2 separate regions of the Mus musculus genome follow, and region 2 is linked to region 1. The links are chromatin contacts, found by Hi-C or POLR2A ChIA-PET in ENCODE. All regions are on one chromosome and are shown on one strand. The core of a region is the stretch at or near the end of the contact, and the rest is flanking DNA. Distances in the headings are between cores, read along the strand shown.

The links. A loop is a pair of places that touch in the nucleus more often than their neighbours do. ChIA-PET counts read pairs that join two places held with the same protein, here RNA polymerase II (POLR2A).
Region 2: a loop to region 1 is called in a map of gastrocnemius, with 2.5 times the contacts of the local background. The contact joins the promoter of Ypel3 here to the promoter of Sh2b1 in region 1. A Hi-C loop is called at or near these places in 2 of 37 maps with a recorded cell type or tissue (gastrocnemius and left cerebral cortex). POLR2A ChIA-PET finds 5 or more read pairs at or near these places in 1 of 5 experiments (Patski).

The regions. Positions count from the first base shown.
Region 1 is chr7:126,473,457-126,476,834 of GRCm38, forward strand. Sh2b1 (SH2B adaptor protein 1) reads right to left here and starts at 1,674. Exons shown (of 9, transcript NM_001289541.1): 1 at 1,540-1,674.
Region 2 is chr7:126,775,152-126,778,529 of GRCm38, forward strand. It overlaps Ypel3 (yippee like 3), which reads left to right and starts at 1,812. Exons shown (of 5, transcript NM_025347.3): 1 at 1,812-1,952; 2 at 2,620-2,802; 3 at 2,903-2,946; 4 at 3,155-3,263. The coding sequence starts at 2,686. It overlaps Gdpd3 (glycerophosphodiester phosphodiesterase domain containing 3), which reads left to right. Exons shown (of 10, transcript NM_024228.2): 10 at 303-494. The coding sequence ends at 476.

The sequences.
Region 1 (3,378 bases), core at 424-2,923:
TTTCCTTAGACAACTTACTAACCTCTTACAGATGAGGAAACGGAGATTCAAACAGAGATTCAAACAAGTTCCAGAACTCAGAGTCTACCGCATTTCCCACTGCACAGTTCTAGTCTCCAGGGATATGCTGGACCAGCCTCGACCACAGCTCCCACTGCTCTGTTCTCAGGGGACCAAAGGGTGCAGGGATTACACCCTTTAAAGACCTTGCATCATAGGTCCAATGAGTGGAAGTTGGACTGAAGGCTCAGTTGTCTTCGAAGCTGATCCTATAACCCAGCACTTAAGCCCTGTGGGAAGACTTGGATTGGCTGAAGGCCAATCTCTGGGTTGCCCCTACAGTCTAGGGCTGAGTGATAGCAGCGCTAGAGAAAAAGAGATGGTGTGTTGGGTCAGGACAAGTCTTTACTAGCCACAGAAGTAAGGCATCGCACGGAGCCGGGGCTCAGGAATTTTCACTCCCTGGGGAGTGTACCTGTGAGTTTTGGACTCAAGCCCCAGCTCAGTCCACCTGTTAGCTGTGTGAACCTAGCTTTTGTCTCTGTAAAACACAGTTACTAACCGCTACCTGCTACAGTTGTCAGGAGAAATGAAATGACAAGGAACATGTCTATGCTTTCCACAGTAAGCACACAAGACATCACTGCCACTGTAACTATTTTTTATGGGGGAGGACAGTATGATGGGTCCCATTTGCGCTCCAGAAAGGAAGCGCTTCTGCGGGTGCCCCAACTCTTACATCACAGCTAGAAAGTGACAGAGCTCCATATGTAATTTACAACCGGTGGCTCTTTGGTGAGTGGTCCTGCCCTATGATCGACTGAAAGGAGACACCTCTGGACGGCTCAGGAAAGTCTACCCAAACTATCAGTGATGCCAGCCTCTTCATCAAGCCTACAACCAAGCTGCAAGTCAGAGACCCCCCCCCCCTCCCCTTCCTCCTTGGCCTTTCCTACATACTCCGATGGCTCCAACCACAGGGACAACTCCAAACCAGGGAGAAGCAGCCAGGAGATGCGGGAGTCACAGAGCACAGGGGAATCGGGGCCAAGAGGCGCAGGCACGGCAGAGACAGTCCCCAGCCAGAGGCTACCTCGGCTCACACAGGCCCACCCAGCCCTCAGCACTACTGGCCGACCCAGCCCCCTTCAGGCCCGCTGACCCTGCGGTTCCTGGACTGGTGACTCAGTTTCTCTTCTGCCAAGACGGCTCAGTCACAGTTTTCCGGTGCACCTGCCTCTTGGCTTAGTTCTGACATTCCAGAAGGGCGGGTGGTGGAGGGTGCAGGCTGCGCTCCAGGTTCGGACCCTCCGGGCCCCGTGGTTAATCACTCGGACCCGATCCTAGTCGTTGGACACCCTCCACAAGCCCCTGGGCCGGAGCCTCCGAGGGACCAACTATCTGCTGCCCTCTCGGGAGCCGAGCACCCCTCCAGCCCCGAGCCCCCACGCCCACCCCCGCCCAGGCTTCTCAGACGACAGGGTCGAGTCCGGAGAGGAAAGAGGCACTTGAAGAGGGGGGTTCCGGTTCCGGTCCCACCTGCATCTCGGTCCCCGCGCTTAGCTCCGGCGGCGGCAGCGGCGGCGGCGGCGACGGCCGCAGCTCCCGCTCCCTGTGCCCCCCGCCTCCGCGACGGGCTCCCAGCACGCGCTTCTGCGCAGGCGCTGGGACGGGTTCCCCGACGCGGAAGGAAGCGACCATAGAGAAGAGCAGTAAGAAGGAGGGCACCTTCGTATTCACTTCCGCCATCGTTCTCGGCGCCGAGGTTTTCAGGAGCTACGCCAACACAGGTCTCACTAAGCTCCCGTGGCTTCGGCAGTTGTACCTAAAAGGAACCACTGAGGCAGCTGTGGGAAGGCGTTGGGTCCGTCATCCGAAGCAAATTCTAGACAAAGGCGAGAAGTTAACCATAGAGAAGCCACTTGAGCGGAGAGAGTAGCCGCCCACTAAAAGAAATCAGCGAGATGATAAAGCTCTTTGAAGAGCTGGCTGCAGCCTAGAGCGCCTGGCCCTGCATCGAGGGGTACACGGACACCGCCCCCAGGGATCTGGCGAGCGATGTAGCGGTGACCTTGGGAGGCCGAGTGGAGTGGGCGGAGCCTGAACTTAACGACCTTGGTCTTTTAGGGGAAAGGGACAAGGTGGTCCTGGAGGGCTCTACCTTAGACGGGAACTAAAGTTGGGACAGCAATAGTGAGGTCAGTTTTGGACATGCTTGCGGGTCATCAGTAGGTACATAGAGATAGAGCTTGAAGTTCAAGAGAGGCTTCAGGGCAAGTTAGAGGGATGACGAAGTAAGGTACAAAGTGCTGTTGAGACCTTGCGCACAAATACCTTCTAGCAACCCAAGCTCGCATTGATCCAGCGTCACTACAGCTGAAGTAATTGAAAAGGCCAGAGTAGATTGGGATCATTGACAGGGCCCAAAAGATTATGTCTATAGCTTGTCATCTGTGATTGTACTCTACTCGTGCGGTCGGTCGCTTTCACCCACAGAGGGGCTCTAGTCTTCTTGGTGTGGCAAGATGGTTTTCCATAGATTCAAATTTAAATCCTAATAGTTAAGCAACTCAGTGTAAGGAGTATCACTCTTTCTAAGATCATCAATAAAATTTTCAGAATTAGGCTAGTGAGATGCCTTTTCAGTAAAAGTGCTTGTGTTTTCTATGCAAACCTGATTAGCCAGAATTCCCTCCCCATAACCCACTGTGGAAAGAGAAAGGATGTTGGAAAGTTGGCTTCTGACTTAGAACATGGCACACACACCACACATGTGTGATACCCCCCCCCCATCACATACACATAAACAAAGTGGTAATAAAATGTAAATAAGTCACACTGCTGGAAAGAGAGCTAAGTGATTAAAAGACTAGCAGCTCTTGCAGAGGCCCCGCAACCACATGGTGGTTCAGAACTGACTATAACTCCAGCTCCAGGGGATCTGATGCCTTATGACCTCAACAGGGACACGTACATACACGCAGGCAGGCAAAACGCACATATAAGATAAAATAATATTAATTTTGGAAAATTTAAGCCAGGCAGTAAGGAGCAATGCCTTTAATCCCAGCACTTTGGAGGCTGAGGCAGGTGGATATCTGAGTTCTAAGCCAGCCTGGTATATACAGCAAGTTCTAGGATGGCCAGGGATAAACAATGAAAACCATGTCTCAAAATTTAAAAAAAAAAAAATTAAAAATCTCCAAAGCCAACTAGCTGACTAGATCAAGTGCTATCCTGGAACCCAGAGGCAAGTGACCCAGAAGATGGATATAGATAAAGAACTTGTTGCACATAACGAACGTTTGTCTAGAGGTGCCATCTTGCCCCCATGGAGTTAGAAAATCTTAGAAAAAAACAGACAAGTTCTGGTGTACT
Region 2 (3,378 bases), core at 562-3,061, 300 kb after region 1:
TTTTTGAGGCAGAGGCTTACTAGCTAACCCCAGCGGGCTGCTACTCTGTGTAGCCCAGATGGCCTCCCAAGTGCAGAGTTACAAACATGCATGGCCACACTTGGCTCCAAGATCCTATACCTAAGTTTTGACAGGAGCTGTGTTTAATAACCAATTTGGAAATTTCTAAAAAAGATAACCATCAGCTCCAGGACACCCGGTTCTGGGAGGTCTGTGCAGAAGGAGGGGCTGCCACCTCCTGGACGCGAAAGGAAGCTTGGGGTTGGTGTTTGGAAACTAACTTGTTTTCTTCCTCTGTTCAGGTGCTATTTTGGTGCCTTAATGAAGAATCGGATTTTGAAGTGGCCTTCAGCTTGGGAGCCAATGGCGTCATGACCGATTACCCCACAGCCCTGAGACACTACCTGGACAAGCAGGAAGAAGAGACCCAGCCTCCTCAGCCTGAGGCCCTGTCCTGTCTTTCTCTTAAAAAATAAATATTTTCTTGTCAGTAACATAGTTCATGGAACAAGGGGTTGGAGGGTCGATTCGGGAGGCTAAAAAGATGGCATTAGCGGCTGGGGATGGAAGTTGGTGGTAGAAGGCTTGCATACCATGAATGCAGCTCAGAGTTTACTGCAAGCAAGTGCACATAGCATCTTAGGAGAGATCAAGAAAGCCTGTGGTGAGCTAGGCCTAGGCTTTAACCTCAGTACTTGGAAGGCAGAGGCAGGTGGATTTCTGTGAGTTATAATGCCAGGGCTACAAAGTGAGACTCTGCCCACTGACACCCCTGCAAATAAAAGCCTGGGGGTGTCAGTAGGCTGGCCCACTTGTTCCACTACATTCCAGACCCAGCAGAGTGGCACCACACCCTGTGCCAGCTTGGCCTCCACTCTAAAGCATGCTAGCCCAAGCGTCCTGGACCTAGACTCTAGAGATTCAGAGATGAGTGGTTGTCCTGAAACCATTAAGAGACCCAGGCATATGCAAGGGACGGAATTTCCTCATGTTACTGATGTTGGGCACCTTATGTGCTGAGCTGTACTGCAGCAGGCAGGCATGGATTAGCTCGCAGGCTCTCCCACAGTACCTGCTGTCCACTTTCTGATCTCCAACATTGGAGTTCATTTAATAAATATTCCCAGTGCAGCACTTTTCAAGCCTGCCTGGTTCCTGGGACTCTGCAGTGAACACAAGTCTAAGTATACCAGACACACGATTAAACAGACATTTTCACTGGGGTCAGACCTACAGAAACCTCGAGGTCAGGCATACCAGAGAATGCCTGGAGCAGATGATGCTCAGCAGTAGAGATTTTTAAAGCGTTGGTTCCTGGGAGTCTAATAGAAGGACACCTTTAGTTCCCTTCTAACAATCTGTTCCACGTGCTTGGGAAAAGTGTGAATTCCAACTTTGACTCTTACCATCTGGATAATCTCTGGAGAGGATCTCTTCTCCAAGCCTCAGGAAACTGGTCAAATGGAGACAGTGGTCTGTGGATAAACGAAGACAATTACGACTATTTCCCAGGGGTTTGCATACAGATAACACGCTCTTATTAGCCCCATGCCGGGTTAGGATCCTTGTCTCTGAGCACCCGAGATAGCAGAGCAGCAGAGGTGCAATCACGCCCGGGTTAGCCTCTGGGTTAGGCTGCAAGTCGTAGCCGCATTTCCGGGCGAGACGGCTAGCGGGAGCCCGGAGCAGGGGGAAGGGCAGCCCAGCCTGCGCTGGCCGCCGTATGACGCGCCCCCTCATTTGCATGAGGCGCTCCGATTGGCCACGAAGGCCGCCGGGACAGGAGGCCGGCCCCCTCCCCCTCCCGCCGCAGCCGCGGCAGCAGCTGGTCTCGGTGTAAACAAGTCGAGGCGGCTGTGAACCGGGCCGGGGGGGACGGCGCCCATCAGGAGCGCCCCCCACTCCCAGGCCAGGCCACCCCGCGGACCGGGCCCTCCACGCGCCCAGGCGAGGTGAGGCCTGGACCGACGTCTCTGCGCGTTGCCCCGCGCCCCCGCCCCGCAAGCGAGGACTGCCCCTTCCCCCGCGCACGCCCCCATCCCCTCGCCCCAGGTGAGCCCCGGGGTCTCAGGTAAGGCTTGGCGATGCAGGTAAGATTCCCCTCGGCGGAGATGAGGCTCAGCGCCTGCAGGTAAAAACCCCTCCTCTCTCTAGGGGACCCTCTTCCTTTGGGGAGGCCTGCCTCCTCCAGGTGAGAGACCCTTTCCCCAAGCGAACTCCATATACCCCACATTTGCCCTATCACTAGTCCAACTAGGGTCCCAAGGACCAGTCAGTTTCTGCCCCCCCCCCCCATTCCTCAAAACTGAAAACTGGCAGCCCATCCACTCTGAAGCCCCTTCTTCACGTTTCAGATGCCAGTTCAGATGCCAGCTCAGCAGGGGTGAGGCCAGAAGCTGGTGGGTGACTCACCTAGAGCTCCTCCTAGCCTCAGTTTACCCGCTGATGCAACCTGAGGCCTCCTCAGTGAGTCAAAACTGAGATGACTCTGGTCCCTGGTGAGACTGCTGGCTCTAGGGAAAGGAGAGAGCAGCCAAGTGTGACAGAGTCCCCATAGTTCTGGGCTTGTCTACATGTGTGTGGCCTTAGTCCTGATCGTCCACCTCTCCTTCCTGGCAGGCACTGGGCTCCCTCTGCTCCCCGTGGGCCGCTCCCCGCGTGGGGCCACTGCCCTTGGCCCCCGCCATGGTGCGGATTTCAAAGCCCAAGACGTTTCAGGCCTACTTGGATGACTGTCACCGGAGGTATAGCTGTGCCCACTGCCGTGCTCACCTGGCCAACCACGACGACCTCATCTCCAAGGTAAGCAGGTCACATTTTAGTCTAGAATGGCAATGGGCTGCCTGGCAACTCCCCACCAATAGCCCTAACCCCCTCCTCTCGTCTCCCCACTACCCTCCAGTCCTTCCAGGGCAGTCAGGGACGTGCCTACCTCTTCAACTCTGTGTGAGTATTCATCTCCTTCCTTTCTTTTCCTGACCTCTGTTGTGACCTGTGACTCCCTGGTATGCTGATATTCCCAGAGTCCCTTGTTTCTGACAGGAAGCCATGATCAGGCTCCTCTTAGAGGCTAAGACCAGACACTTAACATACTAGCTAGAGGGTGGCTCTGGGCTGCTGAGACCCTCCCTGGGACTACCCTTTGTCCCCACAGAGTGAATGTGGGCTGCGGGCCAGCAGAAGAGCGGGTGCTGCTGACAGGTCTTCATGCTGTCGCTGACATCCACTGTGAGAACTGCAAGACCACTTTGGGCTGGAAATATGTGAGTTTGAGATCTCTGACCCTAGGCTGGCCTTTGACCTAACCTCATCCCTTCTTCCTTAAAAGTATCTGCCTTTGCCTTTCAGAGTACCAGTGGCCCAGCACAAACTGGCTTT